Regions from separate parts of the Homo sapiens genome. Here all the other regions are linked to region 3. Evidence: chromatin loops called from intact Hi-C (ENCODE). Cell type or tissue: GM12878. All regions are shown on one strand.

Region 1 (8,000 bases), 310 kb after region 3:
CAACCTCAAGAGAGTCACCCTGGAGCTGGGTGGTAAGAGCCCCAGCATCGTGCTGGCCGATGCTGACATGGAGCATGCCGTGGAGCAGTGCCACGAAGCCCTGTTCTTCAACATGGGCCAGTGCTGCTGTGCTGGCTCCCGGACCTTCGTGGAAGAATCCATCTACAATGAGTTTCTCGAGAGAACCGTGGAGAAAGCAAAGCAGAGGAAAGTGGGGAACCCCTTTGAGCTGGACACCCAGCAGGGGCCTCAGGTGGACAAGGAGCAGTTTGAACGAGTCCTAGGCTACATCCAGCTTGGCCAGAAGGAGGGCGCAAAACTCCTCTGTGGCGGAGAGCGTTTCGGGGAGCGTGGTTTCTTCATCAAGCCTACTGTCTTTGGTGGCGTGCAGGATGACATGAGAATTGCCAAAGAGGAGATCTTTGGGCCTGTGCAGCCCCTGTTCAAGTTCAAGAAGATTGAGGAGGTGGTTGAGAGGGCCAACAACACCAGGTATGGCCTGGCTGCGGCTGTGTTCACCCGGGATCTGGACAAGGCCATGTACTTCACCCAGGCACTCCAGGCCGGGACCGTGTGGGTAAACACCTACAACATCGTCACCTGCCACACGCCATTTGGAGGGTTTAAGGAATCTGGAAACGGGAGGGAGCTGGGTGAGGATGGGCTTAAGGCCTACACAGAGGTAAAGACGGTCACCATCAAGGTTCCTCAGAAGAACTCGTAAGAGCAGCTGTCAGGGAGGCCCAGTCACAGTCCAGCAATTCCACAACCACCTTGACGAATGCTTGCCAAGCTGTTTTAAAGCCAAGAACACCCTTTCTTTGTTCCAAATTAACTCTTAGAAGAAACCCCACAAATAAAGCAATTCAATCAAGGCTGTTCTATTTAAATCAGAGATGGGGACCAGGCTCAGAGTTCTACCTATCTAACCCCCAACCACAGCCCCCTTGGTGGCCCATGAGTTGCTTCCATGAAATCTTAGGAGTCTCTGGAGGACAGATTAAAAACCAGTGATCTGTAATTTGTAGCTCTTCCTGCTGATCCAAGGACTTTCCCATGGGTGCGCTTGATGGTTTAGTGGATCGACTCAACTCAGAACACAAGCTTGGAAAGTGTTAGGGGTTTTGAACTAGGTGGATACTAAATCTCGGCCCCACTCTTCATTGGCTTAACCTAAAAACCAGAGGTGCTTTTCCTTGTCTGTGTGCCAGTTGCTGGCTGTTTTAGTTGCTTGCCCTTCATTTTGCTACTGATTTTCCTTAATTTGTGGGAAGGAGTAGGCAAAGAATATGCTTACATGATTACACCTGTAAAGTAAGCCCAAACATCCCAAATGTCCGTCAACTGATGAGTGGATTAATAAAATGTTTCCATGGAATATTCCTTGGATTACTCAGCCATAAAAAGGAATGAAGTACTGACACATGCTGTGACATCAGTGAACCCTGAAAACATCCTTCTCAGTGAAACAAGCCAGAGAGATGTACAAGGCTACAGACTGTATGATTCCATTTATATGAAATATACATACTAGGCAAATCCATGGAGATGGAACATAGATTAGTGGTTGCCAGGGGATAGAGGAGTAATTGTTAGTGGGCATGGGATTTGTTTTTGGGAGGTTTTGAAAATGTTCTGGAGTTGAACAATAGTAATGGTTGCATGATTTGGTAAAAATACTAAAAACTATGGAATTGTTTAATTATGGTATATGAATTAATTTCTTTCTTTTTTTCTTTTTTTTTTTTTTTTTTGACACGGAGTCTCACTCTGTCGCCCAGGCTGGAGTGCAGTGGTGTGATCTCGTCTCACTGCAACCTCCGCCTCCCAGATTCAAGCGATTCTCCTGTCTCAGCCTCCTGAGTAGCTGGGATTATAGGTACATGCCATCACACCTGGCTAATTTTTGTATTTTTAGTAGAGATGAGGTTTCACCATTTTGGCCAGGCTGATCTTGAACTCCTGACCTCAGGTGATCCACCCGCCTCAGCCTCCCAAAGTGCTGGGATTACAGGTGGGAGCCACAACACCCGGCCATGAATTAACTCCGTTAAAAAATAAACGTATACATTCTGTGAGCAAATCCATTTTGTCTCCATATTGTCCTGCTGCTGAACATTTTATAGAGTGTGGGGGATGGAAGGGACCCAGGTGGTCTAGTCAACCCCCAGTCAGGTGCAAAAGTCCCCTCCCCAATGTTTCTGTTTTTGTTTTCTCTTGGATGGGTGACAAAGTGCAACTGTAAGACCCGTAGAGAAAAACTCTGGTTCCTGCTCAGAATGGGCCCATCTTGTTGGACTCGTTTCCACAGCCCCCCACCCCTTCCAAACCATACCCACCCTTCAAGCCAAGCCTAGCATGGGGGCCACCTTGACATGCTGGGGATTTCCAGAGTTTCAAACCTCAGAGTTCATAATGTTTATTGTTAGTCTTGCTACATTCATTCCCCAACTGATGGGAGTGAAGGCAAATCCAAGCCAGCCAGGCCACAATACAGAAGCAGAATGCTGAGCCTCCCTCTCTCGGTCCATCTTTCTAGACCATGCTGCTTACAAGCCACCTTACGTTCAAGTCCCCCCATTCCTGTAAATGCACACCCCACTCATCTCTGCTTCCCAGGCTCAAGCAATCCTCCCACCTGAGCCTCCCAAGTAGCTGGGACTACAGGCACTCACCACCATGCCTGGCTAATTTTTTTTTTTTTTTTGGTATTTTTTGTAGAGATGAGGTTTCACCATGTTTCCCAGGCTTGTCTCAAACTCCTGGTCTCAAGCAACCCTCCTGCCACGGCCTCCCAAAGTGCTGGAATTACAGGCATGAGCCACCATGCCTGGCCCCAGTCAACTCTTAAACATCCTATTGTCTTACCTAGGCAACATGATGATTTTGTTTATTATCATAACTTGGGTTTGGCTGGAAACTGCTGCTTGAGGGTTCAGAGTCTGTTTGGTTCCCTCACCTCCCTTCCTAGGACCTCCTTTCTACACCATTTGTCTACAGCTAAGGTGACCCTGACACTCCCCCATAGTGCACCTTCTACGGATTTCTCTGGGAGGCTGTTGGCACCTCTGTTGCACAGCAGCGAAAGTTTCTCATAAACGCACTGGGACATGGAAATGGGCGGCTGGGTGTCTCTAATGATTAATGTGCAACATCACAATATTTTAACAACTCCATTCCTTATTTAAGTTTCAATACTCCTTAACCAAAGACGAGCTCTGTAGACAGTGTTCCAGTATGGAATGGGATTGGAAAAGACAATCTTCATGGTCCCTTGTTTTGAGCCCTGAAATTCTGAGAGTGAGGAGCCTGTAGGTCAGATTGTTAATAAACTCAGCCATCACGGCTCCTCCACCCATTTTTAAATTCTTTTAAAAATTTATTTATTTATTTATTTATTCATTCATTCATTCATTCATTGAGATAGGGTCTCATTCTGTTGTCCAGGGTGGGTGCAGTGGCACGATCATGGCGCACTGCAGCCTCCACCTCTTGGGCTCAAGCAATCCTCACACCTCAGCCTCCTGAGTAGCTGGGACTACAGGCATATGTCATGATGCCTGGCTGATTTGTGTATTTTTTGGAGAGACAGGGTTTTGCCTCATAGCCCAGGCTGGTCTTGAAGTCCTGAGTTCAAATGATCTGCCCACCTTGGCCTCCCAAAGTGCTGGGATTACAGGCGTGAGCCAGCAAGCCCAGTCCCCTCCACTCATTTTACCACTGTGCTGAATGCACAGACTTGTGAGCAGGGAGGTTTAACTGGGTGTCCTCATTCAGGCCAGACACTGCCCACCAGACTCACACTTGGGAGATGTTGCAATTCTGGGGCTTCCATCCACTTAGCAAACTCTCACCAAGATCTTACTCCATAAACACTATGCCAGGCACCTTGCCATGCTATGGAAGCCTCACAACCATCCTATAAAGCAGGTAGTGGAGTAATGGAGTTACCACCCCACTTTTTTCAGGTGAGGGAAAGGAAGTGGAGAGGTTTAATAGGGAACTCTTCTGGAATCAGTTCCCCATGAGCATGCACGAGGGACCAGAGAGCGGCGCATACTGGCAAGCACATGGAACCAACCCTCCAAGCCTGGAGAACCCACGGCAAAGCCCAGCAAGCCCTACACACCCAAGCCAGCCACTGTGCTGGATGCATCAGAGCTGCTGCTCAGTCCCACCGGTTCTCCTCAGACCCGGGGCCATTTAGGAACTTTCATTTGGGTTGGCTCCATTCTGGGTGTGAGGCTGACCTCTGGTGGCCACCTGATTCATTAATTCACACAAGTAACTCTTTGGTTTAAGAAAAAACAAAGGGGTTGGGTGGGGGGCGATGGTCCTGCTCTAGGCCTATTGTTGGGGGAAAGAGAATTGAGTAAGACAGTCCCTTCCCTGCAGGAGCTCACAGTTGGGCAGGGGAGACAATTACAGAGCCGGGTGGACAGTGCAGTGAGAAGCACAGAGGCCGTGAGATCATGAGCGGAAAGCAAGCCTCTGTATCAAGCACACACGGTGGGCCACCTCCCTTCATGCTTCTTTCTTTTTTTTAATTTCGTGATGGAGTCTCGCTCTGTCTACCAGGCTGGAGTGCAGTGGCGCAATCTTGGCTCACTGCAACCTCTGCCTCCTGGGTGCCTCCTGAGTAGCTGGGATTACAAGCAGACACCACCACGTCCGGCTAATTTTTGTAGTTTTAGTAGAGACAGGGTTTCACTTTCTAACTGCCATCAGGGCCCTCAGTATTATTCTTCTGCACTTGATAGACATCAAGCCTGGGAGGTGTTCAGCAGTGAGTGGAGACAGGCTCAAGCTCAGGTCCTCTGATTCTGCCAGACACCGCTGCCTCCCAGGGCTCCCAGCTCAGTTCAGGCACAGGCCCAGTGGGAGTGGGCATGGGGTCCTGCTAAATGACTAGCAGGGGACCAGAGGGATAAGGGAAGGATGCTCCTGGAGTCTGAGAAATATGGAGGGTTGGAGGAAGGGCAAGTTTTTCCATGAGGAGGAAAGAGGCAGGGAGGAAAAGCATGGGGGCAGGGGGCAGGCAGGGGCTGGACTGTGAAGGGGCTCGTGCATCCTTTCAGAAAGCTCACACTTGGTCTAGCAATGGGAGGGTGCTTTTTGGTTTTGCTTTTGTTTTTTAAACAGGGTCTCCCTCTGCCACACAGGCTGGAGCACAGTTGCTTGATCATAGCTCACTACAGCTTCAAACTCCTGGGCTCAAGCGATCCTCCCACCTGAGCCTCCCAAGTAACTGGGACTACAGGTGTGTGCCATCATGCTGGGTTAACTTTTTTAACATTTTGTAGAGATGGGGGACATCTCGCTGTGTAGCCCAGGCTGGTCTTGAACTCCTGGCCTCAAGCAATCCTCCTGCCTCAGCCACCCAAAGTGCTGAGATTACAGGTGTGAGCCACCATGTCTGGCTGCCCCCGAGGGCTTTTAAAGGAAAGTGATAGGATCACATTCGGTTTCTGAAGCTGGCTCTGCTTCAATGTGGAGGATAGATTGAGGGAGTTGACCTGGAGTCAGCACCTCTCAGGACATTGTTGCTTGCGCCCAAAGTGATGCTGGCACACCAGGGTGTGGGGTGGGGGCAGAGTCTGGACAGCCAGAAGGCAGGCTTCAGGGCATGATGACAGATGGACAACTTGGCACAAGAGAGGAGAGAAAGTTGGGTAACCTCATGTTTCTGGCTGCAGTAACCACGTGGGGGGTAGTGCCAGCCACTGCAACCACCCTGGAGGTTGCACGTTTAGGGACACGGTGGGACTCTTACTTATGTATTCCTTTGTTTAACACATTTTATGGAATGTTGTCTATGTGCTAGGAACTATTCTAGGGGCAGAGGATACAGCAGGAAACTAAAAAAAAAATAAAATCCTGAACATCCTTTCTGATAGAAGAGGCAGACCATATGCAAAACAGGTGAAATCGTTAGTCTGTCAGGAGGTGAAGGGTATTATAGAGAACAACAGTGCTGGGAAGGGAATAGGGAAGTGGGTGGGATGGAGTAGACATTGTAATTTTCAGTAAGGTGCTCAGAGGTCGTCTCACCAAGAGACTGGAGCATGCCTGGAGGCTCCAGGAACACAGGAGAAGGCCAGGTGGCTGGCATGGAGCAAGCCAGGTGGGGAAATAGGACAGAGAAGTCACAGCCTGAGGGGGGCAGAGGGCTGGTGTTTGGAGGTCACCGTGTGGATGGACTGACGGGGGCCTTTACTCTGAGGAAGGAGCCACCAGAGGCTTTTGGGCACAGCGGCAACATGATATGACTTGTTTTAAAAGGATCACTGGGGCCGCTATGTTGAGAACAGTTTGTAAGGGGAGCAAAATCATTTGACCTTAAGAATGCCAACAAGGAGTGAACAGAGAATGAGGAGGAGCAGGAGGAAGACCCAGGAGAGATGAGGCAAGAAGCCAAGGAAGGCGGGGTACTTTCCGGGGGAGGGAGCCCCCAGCAAAGCCTGAGGCTCCCAAGAGGTCAAGTAGGAGGAGCACTGAGCAATGTCCCTGGCTGCAGCCACCAGGACTCCCTGTAGACCTTGGTAAGAGCAGGTGGTGGAGTTGGGCACAGAAGCCAGAAAACCTGGGTTGAGAGTGTCACTTAATCCTCCCAAGCGCCAATGATCTGTACATTAGTCCTGGAGTTAGGAAGACCCTCAAGGGAAAGCAAGAAGTCCTGGTATGAGGCCCTTTGAGAGCCTCTGGTGCATCCCACCTCACTTAGCCAGAAATGTGGACAGAGCAACTTGGACAAGTTGCTCCCAGCCAAGCGTTCTTCCCATGTGTACTGGCATAATGTTAGCCGCCACAACAAATAACCCCCCAAATTTGAGGGTTCAATACGACGACTATTTAGTTTTGCTTATGTAACAGTCTAATGCAGGTACCTGGCAAATTGGTATTTTCCTTCCACATGGAGATTCAGGGACACCGGTTCCTTTCGTCTTGTGGTTCCACCATGTACAACGGTTCTTAACCTTTTTTTTTTTTTTTTTTTTGAGACGGAGCCTTTGCTCTGTTGCCCAGGCTGGAGTACAGTGGCGCGATCTCGGTTCACTGCAACCTCTGCTTCCTGGGTTCAAGCAATTCCCCCTGCCTCAGTCTCCCGAGTAGCTGGGATTACAGGTGCCTACCACCATGCCCGACTAATTTTTGTATTTTTAGTAGAGACACAGTTTCACCATGTTGGCCAGGCTGGTCTCGAACTCCTGACCTCAGGTGATCTGCCGGCCTCGGCCTCCCAAAGTGCTGGGATTACAGGCATGAGCCACCGCACCTGGCCTGTTCTTAACCATTTTTATGTTTTGCGTTCCTTTGAAAAGCTAATCAAAGCAATAGACCTTTTCACCATGAAAAGGATGTACACGCACATGCACACAGTTTGCACACTTTCAAGGAGTTCACAGAATCTGTGAATCTACCTATAGAATCCCAAGGGGTCCAGGGATCCAAGTGAAAACCCCTGTCTGGGGCCTCAGAGATCTCCGTGTCAGCTGGTAAATGGGGAAGAAAGTGCAGAAAAGGCACAGTGACTTTTTGAGAGCCCTGGGCTCTGCATGGAACACATCGCCTCTACTCACATTTCACTAGCTACATGACCCAGCCTAGGTGCAAGAGGAGACGGGAAGTATAGTCTGTGACAGGACAGTTCAACACTGTGGAAGACCCTCGGTTTTGCTGGCAGTTCGCCCCAGCTCTGCCGCCCATGGCACGTCCGTGGAGATATGCCAACAGGAGACTGCTTCTCACAAGGATGTTTTTTGAGTTTAATGCTCTCGTGGGTCATTTGCTGCCTCCCATCCAGCCGTGCTCACACTGTTCCTTTTTCTTGGAGCCCTACTTAAGGGCCACCCCCTCCAGGACAGTTCCTCTGAACTTCTCATTTAAGCAATCTCACCCTTTGAGCTAACCTTTTGCGCTAACAGCTGTGGCAGCACATGCTCTCTTAGCCTCTGAAGAGGTCTCTGGGCACCCTTCATTTAGTCTTGTACTGAGGCAGC
Region 2 (8,000 bases), 170 kb after region 3:
TGAGGATTAAGAGGGTGATGGAGATAATGACTGGGCATGAATTCAAGAGGGAGGGGCCACATGAAATGGTAGTAGGGGCTTCCATTTACCTGGGCTCACCTGGCCTGCCCAAGCTCATAGGTCAATTGTAACACCCCACTATCTGCCATTTGTATGGCTCTTTACAGACAGAAACCTGAGGCTCAGAGGGAAGTACCTTGCTCTAGGTCATAAAGCTCAGGTTGTGTAAGGTGAGAAGGAACTCAGCAGAGCCAGCAGCAGCTCCTCTCTCTCTAGTTTGCATTATATTTGAAATTTATCACAACAGAAGCAACAGGAGACACGTGAAGACGGCCAGAGTCAGGTCTGGAACCAGGGTGTCTGTGTCCATTGTCCTCATTCTTAACCGGGGTGCTATGTATGATACACAGTTGGGTGAAGGCTGAGCTTCACTGAGGCTGGAGAGCGCTCATGTTCCCACTCAGGCCCCATCGCCCATCTGCAGATGGTGGCCCCTCCACAGGTGGGCAATGAGGCCTGAGTGTAGACATCCAAGGGAGATAAGAGGTGCTAAAGTCTGGTGGGCCAGGGAGTTGGCTCTGAATCTGCATCTTTGGACCAGGTCATAGGAATCCAACTGTCTGCTCCTTGCTTCACAGCTCCTTCCCTAGCCACTCTGAATGGGCCCAGAAAGAACTCAGGCTGGTGACGATGGGTAATCAGACCTGCTTGTAGAACATTAGAGCTCACTTAGAGCTTCGAATCAGCCTAGATAGAGGCCAATGTCCATCAACTGATGTGGGGAGGTTGGAGGTTTCTGAGGGAGAGATAGGAGCATTTGCAAGGAAGCAGGACTCCTGAAAAGAAAGGGATAAAGATTCCCAGCCCTATAAGAGTTACAAGTACTGAAGCATACCTAGTGGCCTGGAGTGGTCCTGAGCAAGGCACAATAACAAGGATGAACCAGGAAGAGGACTCCACACAGAATTCACGAAGGGAGGGAGATGGCACCAGCTGGCTTACATCTACACTGAGGCAAAGGATGGGAGAGGACATGAAGGTAGGTGGTGCTTTATCCTTCTTATAAATCTAAACATTAATAAAATCCAGCGCCTCGAACGCTGCATCCTCTGGAGGGGAGGTATTTACCCAAGACAAATAAAAACATATGACCACAAAAAGAATTGTTAAAAAACCAAAAGTCCATAGCAGCTTTGTTCACAATGGATAAAAGCTAGAAATATCCCAGGTGTCCATCAACAGAAGAGTGGACAAACTGTGGTATATCCACACAACAGGATACGACTCTGTGCAAAGAAGACAAAAATTAGTGATATGCACATCCACATGTATGAATCTTAAAAACACTGGGCTGACTGAAAGAGGCCTTTTATGGTATGTCTCAATTCACATGATGTCCTAGAACAGATACAATTAAGCTCTGGTAGGAAAAAAAAAAAGAAAAAAACAGAAAAGTGTTTGCAGGTGGAGGCGGGAGCAGTGGGAATTGGATGGGAAAAAGCATGAGTGGACTTCCTGGCGTGAAGAATATTTTCTATCTCTTGATGAAGGGTTTGAATTACATCAGTGGATGAACTTGGCAAAACTCTTTGAATAGTAAGACTTAAGATTTGTGCATTTGATTATATAAAAATTTACTTTAAAAAATCTGTAAATACATATGGAACTCTAGTTAATGATATACATGTTGAAGTGTTTCTGGGCAAAACATATTTTTTAGTATCTTATTTTAAAATGCATTTAAAAATAAGATGGATAGACAGATGGATCAATTGATAGATGATAAAGCAAATATGACCAAATGTTAATTTTGGTGGGTATATGGGTGTTTGCTTTATAACTTTAAAAATTTTCCTGTATGTTTGAATATTTTTGTAACAGAATGTTGTGAGGAAGATAACTGGTGCTAATTGTCTTTCTTTCTCTTTCTTTCTTTCTTTCTTTCTTTCTTTCTTTCTTTCTTTCTTTCCTTCCTTCCTTCCTTCCTTCTTTCTTTCTTTCTTTCTTTCTTTCTTTCTTTCTTTCTTTCTTTCTTTCTTTCTTTCTTTCTTTCTTTCTTTTTCTTTCTTTCTTTTAGATGAAGTTTCACTCCTGTTGCTCAGGCTGGAGTGTAGTGGTGTGATCTCTGCTCATTGCAACCTCTGCCTCCCAGGTTCAAGTAATTCTCCTGCCTCAGCCTTCAGAGTAGCTGGGATTACAGGTACCTGCCACCATGCCTGGCTGATGTTTTGCATTTTTATTTTTATTTATTTATTATTTATTTATTTATTTATTTATTTATTTATTTATTTATTTAGAGATGGAGTCTTGCTCTGTTGCCCAGGCTGGAGTGCAGTGGCACAATCTTGGCTCACTGCAAGCTCCACCTTCCAGGTTCTTGCCATTCTCCTGCCTCAGCCTCCCGAGTAGCTGGGACTACAGGCGCCCACCATGATGCCCGGCTAATCTTTTGTATTTTTAGTAGAGACAGGGTTTCACTGTGTTAGCCAAGATGATCTCGATCTCCTGACCTCGTGATCCGCCCACCTCGGCCTCCCAAAGTGCTGGGATTACAGGCGTGAGCCACCACGCCAGGCCGATTTTTTGTATTTTTAGTAGAGCTGGGGTTTCACCATGTCATCCAGGCTGGCCTCAAACTCCTGACCTCAGGTGATCCACCTGCCTCAGCCTCCCAAAATGCTGGGATTACAGGCATGAGCCACCACGCCTGGCCTAATGGTATTTCTTAACTGGACCCTGTATTAGTCCATTTTCACGTTGCTGATAAAGACATACCCAAGACTGGGCAATTTACAAAAGAAAGGGGTTTAATTGGACTTACAGTTCCATGTGGCTGGGGAAGCCTCACAATCAAGGTGGAAGGCAAGGAGGAGCAAGTCATGTCTTACGTGGATGGCAGCAAGCAAAAAGAGAGCTTGTGCAGGAAAACTCCCCCTTATAATAACCATCAGATCTCATGAGATTTACTCACCATCCTGAGAACAGAACGGGAAAATCTGCCCCCATAATTCAATTACCTCCCACTGGGTCCCTCCCACAACACATGGGAGTTCAAGATGAGATTTAGGTGAGGACACAGCCAAACCTTATCAGACCCTGACTGACATAGTCTATGTGTGTACTCTAATTTACTCACATATTCTTCTATTGATTGACATTTTAGATTGACATTATTTATGGTTGCTAGCAAGGCTGCAAGCCTTATTTGTCTGCTGGGCACATATAAGAGCATATTTCTCAGACAAAGACCTAGAAGTGGCTTTGCTGGATGAAAAGGTCTTGTTTACTTAATAAAGGGCCAGGGAAAACCAGGCCCAGACAGGGAAAGGATTTACTCAGGCTTACACAGAAAGTCCATGGTGGAGCTGGAATTGGGCACCTGCTCCCATGCTCTCTGGTTACAAAATGTAGAATTTTCCCTTGCTTCCTTGTCTTTCAGTCAATGCCCATCTTTACCTTGGTATACAGAAATGGCAGAGACTGAATTAGGTCAGGGTGATGAGATCTTTAGAGAAAAGTGATCAGCAGAAGGGAGGGCTCAGAGAAGGTGGCCACTGTCACCCTCACCCTCATCAGGGCTTCCATTCCTAACTCAGAATTGCAGCAAAAGAAACAGGTGGCAGGATGGGCACAGTGGCTCATGCCTGTAATCCCAGCACTTTGGGAGGCCAAGGCAGGTGTATCACTTGAGGTCAGGAGTTTGAGACCAGCCTGGCCAACATGGTGAAGCCCTGTCCCTACTAAAAATACAAATATTATCTGGGTGTGATGGCACACCTGTAATTCCTAGCTACTCGAGAGGCTGAGGCACAAAAATCACTTGAACCCAGGAGGCAGAAATTGCAGTGAGCCAAGATTGCATCACTGCATTCCAGCCTGGGTGACAGAGTGAGACTCTGTCAAAACAAAAACAAACAAACAAACAAACAAACAAAAAAAAAAAAGGAAAAAGAAAGAGCAAGCAAGCAGAGGGAGGAGGCTTCACCTTTCCTAATGCACATAGTCTGGCTAACAATAAGAGAGTAGGCTGGGCTTCTGGTTCCAAAATGGCAGCGTAGAAGCAAGCTGGCTTCACTTCCCCCTACGTAGGAAACCAAAAATAAATATACAGTGCCAAGATTATCACCAGTAATATCCCAGAACTCAAGAATGAAGATGAAACAGTTCCTGGGGCCACAGAGAATTGAAAAATCTCTAAGCAGACAGTAAGAAAAATTGAGCTTCACAATTGTGAACCCCTTCTCCCATTCTTCCCAGCACCAAGAGCATGAAAAAATTTCCCCCAACACACAATGTCTACAGTAGAAAAAGTGAGATCGAGGTGGACAACCAGCTTCCCCACCACCTTGGTTTCCCTGGCAGTAGACCTCTGCCTAAACCATGGGAAGCATCACTAAGTGACCAAAGAGAGAACTATCCCTGAGGACAGGCAGACAGAAAGTGGGGAGGTGAGACAAGCATCCTCATCTCTGGAAATTCTGCTTTGTAACTTTGCCAAAGGAGACATTAAATCAGAGTGGTGGTTCATTTGCACTATGCTGTAGGAGGTCCATTCCACAGGTCCCCTGGGCACAAACCCCTAGCCAGGCTTCCCACACTGCTGAGAAACCCCATTTAGGAAGGGCAGTGCTCCAATCATTTACTACAGCCAAAGCAAATGTGGGCTTAAGATGCCATCTAGAGCCAAAAAGAAGACAGTGATTTAGCAATAAAGAACCTCTAAGCAAATATATCCAATAAAAGCAAAACAAGCTATATGGAGATTAAAATGAATAACGAATCCCTCAATGCAAAGACATAGACACACATCCACAAGAACCAACAGCAGACAGAGAACCATGAACTCTCCAAATGGACAAAGCAAGGAATCAGTAATGGACCCCAGCAAGACAATGATGTGTGAGCTCTCTGAGCAACAATTCAAAATAGCAGTTTTAAGGACACTCAGGGATCTTCAAGGTAATGCGGGAAAGCAATTTAGAAGTTTATTAGAGAGATTCAACAAAGAGATTGAAATAACAAAATAATCAAACAGAAATCTTAAAACTGAGAAATACATTTGCTGAATTGAAAAATTCATTAGAGGCTCCCAACAGCAAAATAGATCAAGCAGAGGAAAGAATCAGTGAGCTTGAAACCAGGCTATTTGAAAATACACAGTCAGAGGAGAAAAAAATAATGAAAAGCAAACAAGATATAGAAAATTACCTCAAAAGACCAAATCTAAGCGTTATTGATGTTCAAGATGGAGCTGAGAAAGAGCAAGAGGTGGAAAGCTTATTTAAAGAAATAATAACAGAAAACTTTCCAAAACTTGAGAAAGATATAAACATCCAGGTACAGGAAGGCCGGAGAACACCAGACAGATTTGATTCAAACAAGGTTACTCCAAGGCATATCATAATCAAACTCTCAAATGTCAAGGACAAAGAGAAGATCCTAAAAATAGCAAGAGAAAAGAAGCAAGTAAAACATAAAGTCTTTCTGGCAAGAGACTTCTCAATGGAAACCATATAGGTCAGGAGGGAGTGACATGACATTTTTAAAGTGCTGAAAGGAAAAAACTACCATCAAAAAATACTGTATCAAGCAAAGTTATTCTTCAAAAATGAAGGAGAGATAGACTTTTCCAGACAAACAAAAGCTGAGAGAATTCACCACCACCAGGTTCATCTTACAAGAAATGCTAAAGGTTTTCGGATAATATCTACTGTAAGGAAAAAAAAGAAAGAAAGAAATGCTAAAGGGAGTTATTCAATCTGAAAGAAAAAAACACTAATATGCAAAAACAAAACAAAATTTAAAATATTTGAAGGTATAAAACACACTGGTAAAATTAAGTACATGCACAAATGCAGAATACTCTAATATTGTAATTGTGGTATGAAATGCACTTATAACTCTAGTATGAAACCCAAAATATAAATCTGTCAAAAACAATAATAGCTACAACAACCTGTTAAGAGACAGGTAATATAAAAATATGTAAATTGAAACAACTAACAGTCAAAATGTGGAGGCGATGGAGTTACAATGTAAACTTTTATTTTCATTTTTTCTTTGTTTCTATTCTATGTGATCTAAAATAAGATATCTTCTCTTTAAAATAATGTTACATCTATAAGTTTTTTTTTTGTAAACCGCATGGTAATCACAATGCAAACCCTATAGTGAGTTCACTAAAAATAAAAAATGACAAATTAGGCTGAGCGTGGTGGCTCACACTTGTGATCCCAGCACTTTGGGAGGCCGAGGTGGGTGGATCACCTGAGCTCAGGAGTTCAAGACCAGCCTGGCCAACATGGCAAAACCCTGTCTGTACTAAAAATACAAAAATTAGCCAGATGTGGTGGCAGGTGCCTGTAATCCCAGGTACTTGGGAGGCTGAGGCAGGAGAATCACTTGGACCTGGGAGGCAGGGGTTGCAATGAGTTGAGATTGCACCACTGTACTCCAGCCTAGGAGACAGAGCAAGACTCTGTCTCCAAAAAAACCAACAAAAACAAATTAAAACATACTGCCAGAGAAGATCACTGAACCACAAAGTAAGGCAGTAAGAAATGAAGAAAGGAAGAGAAGAGTTACAAAACAATCAGAAAACAAGCAACAGAATGACAGTAGTGAGTCCTTAGTTGTCAATAATAGTACTAAATATAAAGGAACTCAATTCTCCAATTAAAAGGAAGAGAGTGGCTGAATGGATAGAAATGAGATCCAACTATATGCTGCCTACAAGAAACCCACCTGTAAAGATAGACTGAAAATGAAGGGGTAAAAAAAGAGTCCGTACAACTGGAACCAAAAAAAAAAAAAAAAAAGCAGAAGTAGCTATAGCTATAGTTAGATAAATAGACTACAAGTCAGTCAAAGATTGTAAAAAGAGACAAAGAAAGTCACTATATAATGATAAAGGGGTCAGTTTCTCAAGCAGATGTAACAATTTTAAATATGTAGGCACTCAACACCAGAGATCCCAAATATGAAAAGCAATCTAAAGCAAGAGATAGATTGCAATACAATAATAGTAGGGGACTTTAACACCCCACTCTCAGTGATGGAAAGATCATTCAGATTCTCTACAATAAATTTTTTAAATTAGCTGGGTACGGTGGTGCATGCCTGTAGTTCTAGGTACTTAGGAGGTTGAGATGGGAGGATCACTTGAGCCCAGGAGTTCAAGGCTTCAGTGAGGTAAGATTACACTACTGCACTCCAGCCTGGGTGACAGAGTGAGACTGTCTCTTAAAAAACAAAAATAAACAAAGCCGAAGAATTAATGCCAATTCTACTCAAACTCTTCAAAAAAATAGAGGAGGAATACTTCCAAACTCATTCTATCTATGAGGCCAGCATTACCCTGATATCAAAACCAGACAAGGATACAGCAAGAAAAGAAAACTGTAGGCCAATATTTCTGATGAACCAAGATGCAAAAATTCCCAATAAAATACTAGCAAACCAAATTCTACAACACACTAAAGAGATCATTAACCATGATCAAGTGGGATTTATCCCCGGTATGCAAGGATGGTTCAACATACACAAATCAATAAACATAATACATGACATTCACAGAACCAAGAACTAAGAATGAAAAACATATGACTATTTCAATAGATGCCAGAAAGGCATTTGATAAAATTCAACATCCATTTATGATAAAGACCTTCATCAAACTGGGAATGGAAGGAATATACCTCAAAATAATAAAGGTCATATATAACAAATCCATAGCCAACATTGTTCTGAACAGGGAAAAATTGAAGGCCTTTCCTCTGAGATCTGGAACAAGACAAAGATGCCTATTTTTTACCACTTTTATTCAACGTAATACTGGAAGTCCTGGCCAGAGCAAGTAGGCAAGAGAAAGAAATAAAGGGCATCCCAATTGGAAAGGAAGAAGTCAGATTAGCCTTGCTCTCAGACAACAGGATCTTATATTTAGAAAAACCTAAGGACTCCACCAAAAAAACTGTTAGAACTGATAAATGAATTCAGTA
Region 3 (8,000 bases):
CACAGTGGGTTGGCATTACTGCGCACTTCTCCAGCTGAGGGCTCAGAGGTCCCACGGCTAGGAAGTGGCAGACGCTTTGTTGCAAACTCAGGCATGTTCAACTTAAAGGCCTTCCTCTTTTTTCCTTTCTCTCCCTTGCAGGGGTGGGGCAATGGATACATTTAAGGTTTTTTCCCTCATTTTTATTTTGAAAAATTTCAGACTATGGAAAGATTGTATGGTAACCCCCCTGGACCCTTTAATGGTTAGCATTCTGCCACATCTGCATTCTCTCTGTCTACCTTACCCAGCTACCTAACTAATTTTGCTAATCCATCTGAGAATTACTTGGGAACATTGTGTTGATTTACTTCTAAATATTTCAGTTTATCTCCAAGGAACAAGGGCATTTTCCCACAGAACCATAATACAATGATTACACTTGGGAAATTTCACATCAATACATTACCATTTAACGGGTATCTGGCTTATTTTCCCAATTGTTTACAAAATGTTTCTTATAGTATTTTTTTTTTTATTTAGGATTCAATCCAGGATCACTTACTGCATTTACTTGTCAAGTCTCTTGAGTCTCTTTTCATCTCAAAGAGTATTTCAGTCTTTTTTGTTTTTGGTCTTTTATAACATTGACGTTTTTTAAGGAGATCAGGCCAGTTGTTTTACAGAATATCTGTCAATTTGGATTTGACTGGTCATTCCCTCTTAAGAGCTTCATGTCAGGGGGACAGAGGCTCTACTCTTCTGATTATCTGCCACTGCCTCTTACCAGGTGAGGATGGAGCGTGGCTGTTTGTTGTTAAAAGGCCCGGAGTGGGAAAAAAAGCAGCCCAGTTTGGTGGGATGAATGTACGCTGTGAAGGGCAGCAGAGGAGAGCTCAAGTTCTGGCTCATGTCCCTGGCCGATTGACCTTGAGCCTATCAAAGAATATTCCTAGAACCTGGTTTTCCTCTTTGTAAATATAGATGGTTTTGGCCTTGCAGGATTATAACAAATATAAGTAAAGAACCTAGCACGTCACCTGATGCATAATCATAACTTCATAAATGGCAGCCACTATTAAGTCCTTAATTACAATATACCAAAATATCCTGCTTTTTCTTCCAACACACCTGTCAAATACACCCTTTTCTGTACTTTCCCATTTCCCCATTCTAGGGCACTTCTATTGCTACTGCCTCCTTTCTGTTGCCCTCATCCTTATCTGTCCCATACATGCCACCATGGGTTGTCCTAAAATGTGGCCCTTGTCATCATATTCACCTGGCTTCCTTTTTCCCCAGCACATCGAGTCTGTCTGGCACTCAGCACCCTTCATGGTCTTACCTCGTCCCCTACCTGAACATTTCTTCGACTATTTGCTCTTGATTTGGCTCCTAGGATTTTCTCCCTGACTTCCCTCATTCCCCATACTCCCACACAAGGTGCATGCATAAATCACCTGGGGTATAGTCACAAACAGAAACCACTCTAGGCCTTCCATGTGGAAAGGGATTTAATGAAGGCAATCAGGTGCTTGGAAAATCTGGACAAACAAAACTCAAAAGACAGTCTGGACAAGCCAAGGTCAAGGAAGGCCACTGGTTTTGTCACTAGCTTTCACAGATAGGGAATTTGAAGGAACTCGGAAAACTACTAGGGATGATCTCAGTTGCCTCCAATCCCAAGGCCTGAGATTTTCAGGAAAGTACCTAGAAGCTGCTGGAAAATGCCATGTCTGCCTAAGCCCAAAGTTTGACATTGCCAGAGGGGCAAAAATCTGGCTTCTGCCTTCTTTCTACCTTCTAGATCTTGGCAAGTGCTTCTCATGGGTGTTTTTCGATGCAGGACTCTGAAGACAGGGATTCTGGAACATGTAGTTCCCAGGCTTCTAGCTCCTGTGATCCAGGGGAGAGAAGAGAAGTGGGGTGCTGGTCAAGGAAAGGCTTTCCTTGGAGACAAGTGGAGAAGACATTTTCTTACTATTTCTTAGGGTCACAGCTGGAAGGATGTGAAACTGGTTGCCTTGGAAGCCATTATCCCTGACACTTAGAGGAAGCCCAGCTGTGGGAGGAGAGAATGAGGCCCCCAAACAGTGAAAAGCAGAGCAAAAGACAGAGCTGAAAAAGAGAGCACACTGATTATATTGTGCCAGCCCTGGATTTGAAGGCTTACTTTATGCAGTGTTCTCCATGTCCTTCTCAGTTATATCCATCCATACATTTCTTTTTCACTGTAGCTAATTTCAGTTAGATTTCTGTTACTTGCAGCCAAGAGGGTCTTAATGAATAGCAGAAGGGAGAGCATGTAAACATTGCAGAGTCAGAGTGTGGTGTGTGCTTTGCAAAAAGAACTAACAAAGGAATCTGAGCACCTAGAGAAGATAATAAGAAAGAGTTCAGCCAGGTGCGGTGGCTCATGCTTGTAATCCCAGCACTTTGGGAGGCCAAGGTGGGGGCAGATCACCTGGGGTCAGGAGTTCGAGACCAGTCTGGCCAGCCCATCTCTACTGAAAATACAAAAATGAGCTGGGCGTGGTGGTGTACACCTGCAATCCCAGCTGCTCGGGAGGCTGAGGCAGGAAAATCGCTTGAACCTGGGAGGTGGAGGTTGCAGTGAGCCAAAATTGCACCACTGCACTCCAGCCTGCATGACAGGAGCGAGACTCCATCTCAAAAAAAAAAAAAAAAAAAAAAGTTCATCTCCATTTTATCTTTTTCCTTGGAAATACTATTTAAACCATAATTCTACCTTAGTTATTACTTATTTTTAATTTATTTTATTTTTTGAGACAGGGTCTCACTTTATTGCCCAGGCTGCAGTGCAGTGGTATGATCTTGCCTCACTGCAGCTTTGACTTCCCCAGGCTGAAGTGATCCTCTTGCCTCAGCCCCCAAAGTAGCTGGGACCACAGGTGTATGCCACGACGCCCGGCTAATTTTTTGTATCTTTGGTGTAGACAGGGTTTCCCCATGTTGCTCAGGCTGTTAGTTATTGCTTCTCATGGGTTTTGTTTTCTTCCAGAATTCTCTTCTTCCTTTCCTTCTGTTTTCAAAAGACTTCCTGTCTCCCAAAGACCAATTTGATTATTTTCTCGCTGGGACCTCCACAGCTACATTACCCCATTTCTTAATTCTTGAAGTTCTTGGCACAGTCTAATTTGAACCACAAATTATTAAATTTTTGATGAGTGCTTCAGCTGCCCTTTATTGGCTGTAACTTCCCGCCATGGACTGCATCCTCATCCACAGATTGATCGCCTTTGACTGGTGCTCAAGAATCCTTGGGAGTTGATGGACTGATGAATCAAACGGGGAGTCTGAGGCTGCCATGGACAATTAAATGGGAGAGCAGGAGTGGAGAAGAGTTAGTGCTGCCCAAGTAACGGTCATCCAGGAATAAGGAAGCCTTTTGAGAAATAATAATCAAGCTGGCTCAAATGCACTTGGCACACATGGGGTGGACCCTGAGTCCCAGGTGGTGCACCTCTCCGAGTGGCCACAAGGGGGCGAGAGAGGGCATGGTCCAGGTGCCAAAATATTGCTGTGGCTGTGGGGTCAGCCAGCTGGCTGGTCCGCTAGTTGAGCCCTGGCTGGAAGGGGAATCTTGGCCTAGGTGATTTGCACAGGATAAAGTGGGCCTCCAACCAGAAGGCCTAGGAAGCAGCGTGCCTGGACCAAGGTTAGGAAAGCCCAAGGATGAACAGACGGATGGCAAACATTGATAAACATCTAAGAATAGGAGCTAGAATCTCCAAAATTAAACCAGCAAGTGAATGTCCAGTGACCCACATATTCTGCTAAGGATGGGGGATGACTCAGTGTCCTGGAGAAGGAAGCAGGAAGCCCAGGCATAGTACAGTGGCAAGGACTGAGTCTGGGAGGCAGGGGTCTGGAGTCTGATCTCTAACCTTGTAGTTCCTCAATCCTGTGTCTATGGCCCCTGATGAAAGCTCGTACTGTGTGTCCTTAGGTGATGACCTCTCCCTCTCTGAGCCTCAGGTGTCTCATCTTACCAAATAAGTTTGATGTCTGGAGACTGAGAGACCAGCCCCACCCTTGCACTGGGCACCATGATGACCAGGGTTCCTTTCAGTTTCAATGGTCTCTGAGTGACATGAACAAAACAGTTAGTTGGCTGCAAAGACCATGTCTTTCTCACTTCTGCCTGTGTACACCTGCTTTCTTTACAACTTTTGAGGAGGCCCTGGTCCTTTGGGACCAGGATTGTTCAGACCTTTGTAGAAGCTGAGCAGTATAATTTCTAGATGCACTGACCCATGACATAGCACACACCAAAATGCCCCCACATCCCACTGGAAATGCAATTCATTTTCTCTAAAATAGTTTTTGGGGGCATTTTAATAATTTTACTTTGAGGATTATTTTGCTAATTTTATTTTCAATGGCTGTGGTTTCTTAGAAATCATTGTGCATAGTTAGGAATTCCTTGAAGTGAAAGAATCTGCTAATTCTTTTCAAATATAAAAAAATTTACAGATACTAAGTATAACGATGTATAGAGTTGATGTAACACAGAATTTCAGGGCATTTCATTACATTTTGACTGTGGAATTTTCATTTTGTAACTTGGAGTCAATGAGAATTTTTGTAGTGCATGAAACATTTTTCGAGGCTCTTGAGAAGCTCGTAGGTCCTCTGTCCTCTGTCTGTGGCACCTGATGGGAAAAATCCTCCTGCTTGAGGCAGCTGAGTTGAAGTGGGGGGTCATTTCTTACCATTATTAGTTTTTGTCTCATGTCTTCTGGCCTGAGAGCCTGTGCAAGCTTTGAGTGTATCAACAAGTAAAGAACACCCCCTTTCACTTTCCTTTAATCTCAGAAACTTCATTTCAACATCTGTCTTTCAACTAAGCCATCATATAGGCAGGCATCAGGGTAGCAGAATCCCCCCAGCCCCAGGGATTTTCCTAAAGCTTGTCTCTCCCCAGTGCTCTCAGGCATACCGCAGTCAAACCAGACATCATCCCCATTGTCAGGGTTCTACAGAAATAGATATCCCACAAAGGGCAGTATCTTGCCTGAGAATTTGTTTTCTCTTGCTGATAATTCCTCTCCATAAACATTTTTGAGAAAGATGAATAGGTGTACCTTTCTGGAACAGTGAATGGATGCTGGGGGGTGAAATGACTCTGCATGGCATGTTTTATGGATGAGGGGAGGGTCCTGAGGACTGCCTTTCATGTCCTCAGCCTCTGACTTGGTTGCAGATTGCCCAGCCTACTCTTCTGTAGGTGAAGGTTTAGCAGCTGCTTCTCTCACTGCTGATAACCTCTGGAAGGCCCAGCCTGGGTGGAAGCTAGACACGCCCCAAGAGTTGGCACAAAATGCCACCAGCCTGTAGCAGCTCTGGGCCCACCCTGAAGACCTGGTTATCTCATTGCACCTCACAGCCAGTGCTGTAGGCTTCAGACACTCCATTCTGCTGGATCCCCCCTGCCTGCCTCTCTTCCCAACAGCCATGAAGGTAATGAATTCCTTCCCATCATGATGTTAATGAATCTCAAAGGGGGAAAAAAAGGAGATAAGATCTCAGAAATAAAGACGCCAACATAAAAACGGAAGACACAGTGACCTTCAACAGGATGAACAAATTTGAGATTTTTCCATTCATCTCTGCCTGGGGGATGGGGACGGTGACCGTTAATAACAAAGTGACACCAAGTGATTTGCTGACAGTTCATAAAGGTCCCCGTGAAGCCCAGAGTCAAGAATGCCAAATGACTCATGAAGGTAGCAAACCAGAAATGGGGTTGGCGGGGGGGGGAACCCTGAACTGCGACCTAGGTCGCAGGTTTCAAAGCAGGTTTATTCTCACCCCAGGATAGGGCTGCCAGAATTAGCAAATAAAAACATAGGATGCACGGTTATATTATATTTGAGTTTTAGGTAAGCAGTGTTTTTTTTTTTTTTGTATATTTGGGACATATTTGTACTGAAAATTTATTTGAAATTCAAACTTGGCATCCTGCATTTTCTCTGGCAACCCTAACCCAGGGGCATAGCACTTCTCATTTCCCGAGTATGTACACATTTCCAGGCTCAACTTCCACCAGGAAGAGGCTCCCTCCAGCTTTTTATATCTTAGTTTCTTGAATCTTACACTGACTTATAGGTCCAGCTTACAGGCCATGTTTTTGAGAAGACGTTCCCCCAACAAATCATTTCTTCCTTTCTCTCTGCCCTCTTGCCCACTGTGTTTTGCTTATTTTCCTATTTTGGTTTACATTTAGTTGCATGTAAGTCTGTTTCCCACACTAGATTGGGAGCAAATCAAGGGCAAGGACTGTATCTAGATTCTTTTTCTTCATTGCCCCCAATATAGTTTCACCCGTGCCTGACGTGCATACTTTGTGAATGTTTGCTGACTGAATGAGTGAGTGATCAAAGCTAACATGCTTTGAGTGCTGACTATGTGCCAGGCATGGATTTAAGTCCTTTAATGTTCTAGTAACACTTTGAGGTAAGCGTCATTTTAATTTCCATTTTAGGGATGGAGAAATGGAGGCACAGAGAAGTAACTTGCTTAAGGTCAAGGGCAGAGCTGGGACTTGAACTCAGGCAGTGTGGCTGCAGAGTCTGTGCTCTTAAACTCTGTAATAGATCAAATGGATGAATGAATGAACAGAAGAATGAGTGGGAGAATAAATGAAAAAATTCACGAGCAGAGGTGGCAAATGGTAGTAAGATCAGGGAGATACAAGAGGTAGGAGCCAAGGTAAGTAATAGGACATCAGAGGCTGGCGGAATCAGAGTGAAACCAAGAAGACAAGCTGAGTGACCTGAACATGAGAGGCAGCCCAGCAGCAGGAACGGCTCATCTCTGGTTCCTCTTTCTGCTTTGGAAATTAATCCTTGGGCCCCAACTGATCTATGACTCTGCAGGAGCCTGACTGTAACTCTTCCTAGCTTTCTGTCTCTCAGCCCTCCACTTCCCGGAGCGGACTCCAACCCCTCTTCTCTTAAAAGGCTCAGACCTGCTGAGCTCTGAGGCCAACGCTGTCTTTCCTTGGGGGTGCTCACTTAGGAGTTACAGGGCATCCACAGGAAGTCAGCTTGGTGTCAGGGCCCTCCCTGTTCTTGGGCCATGGCCACTCCATGTCTAGTGGACCTCTGTCTGGCTCCTGCTGTAGGTGTCACATTGAAGGAAACAATGGGATCAACAGAGGGTGACCACAGGCTGCCTGCTAATCAGATCACTGCCAGGGTTATTATAGAAATGCATTTAAGCCCATGGAAACAGACAATGGCCTGCTTATGTCTTCAACCTATTCTTTTTATTTATAAAGTTGTGGTTTAAAAAACCCCACATAACATAAAATTGACCATCTTACCATGTTTCTTTTCATTTTTTTTTTTTGAGAAGGGATCTCTCTGTCACTCAGGCTGGAGGGCAGTGGTGACCTCAGCTCTTTGTGACCTCTGCCTCCCAGGCTCAAGCAGTCATCCACCTCAGCCTCCTGAGTAGCTGGGACCAGAGGCCTGTGCCACCACGCCCAGCTAAATTCTTGTATTTTTGGTAGAGACAGGGTTTTGCCATATTGGCCAGGCTGGTCTCAAACACCTGGACTCAAGCAATCCACCTGCCTTGGCCTCCCAAAGTGCTGGGATTATAGGCGTGAGAAACCGTGCCCGGCTGTTTTAACATTTTTATGTGTACAGTTCAGTCATGTTAAATATACTCACATTGTTGTGAAGCAGCACTCCAGAAGGCTTTTGTCTTGCAAAACTGAAACCTATACCCGTTAAACAATAACTACTCTCACCTCCTCCCTCCAGCCCCTGGTAACTACCGCTCTACTTTGTGTTTCTATGAATTTGATGATTTTAGATACCTCATATAAGTGGAATCATGCAGTATATGTATTTTTGTGACTGGCTTATTTCTTACTGTAATGTACTCAAGGTTCATCCATGTGAAGCATGTATCAGAATTTCATTCCTCTTTAAGGGTGAATAATATTCCATAATATGGATATGCATTGTCTTCATTCCTCTGTCAGT

The links. Peaks named below come from ENCODE experiments on the same cell type or tissue, not always from the same donor. Only the 100,000 strongest peaks of a DNase experiment are listed, where the experiment ranks them.
Region 1: it touches region 3 in a loop (6-fold over the local background); 21 of 110 quality-filtered maps call a loop at or near these places.
Region 2: it touches region 3 in a loop (3-fold over the local background); 21 of 110 quality-filtered maps call a loop at or near these places.

Annotation. Positions count from the first base shown.
Region 1 is chr9:38,396,579-38,404,578 of GRCh38, forward strand. It overlaps ALDH1B1 (aldehyde dehydrogenase 1 family member B1), which reads left to right. Exons shown (of 2, transcript NM_000692.5): 2 at 1-2,083. The coding sequence ends at 724. Among named protein-coding and RNA genes, the nearest start is that of ALDH1B1, 7.9 kb to the left of the region's middle. In GM12878, a CTCF peak has its summit at 4,249 (motif pointing left); no DNase peak of the experiment used is centred here.
Region 2 is chr9:38,259,080-38,267,079 of GRCh38, forward strand. No RefSeq gene overlaps it. Among named protein-coding and RNA genes, the nearest start is that of ALDH1B1, 130 kb to the right of the region's middle. In GM12878, a CTCF peak has its summit at 4,678; no DNase peak of the experiment used is centred here.
Region 3 is chr9:38,084,668-38,092,667 of GRCh38, forward strand. No RefSeq gene overlaps it. Among named protein-coding and RNA genes, the nearest start is that of SHB, 19 kb to the left of the region's middle. RefSeq lists a silencer at 3,305-3,599 and enhancers at 3,546-3,595, 4,938-5,007. In GM12878, a CTCF peak has its summit at 3,484 (motif pointing right); a DNase peak (open chromatin) is centred at 6,775; H3K27ac peaks cover 3,419 bases.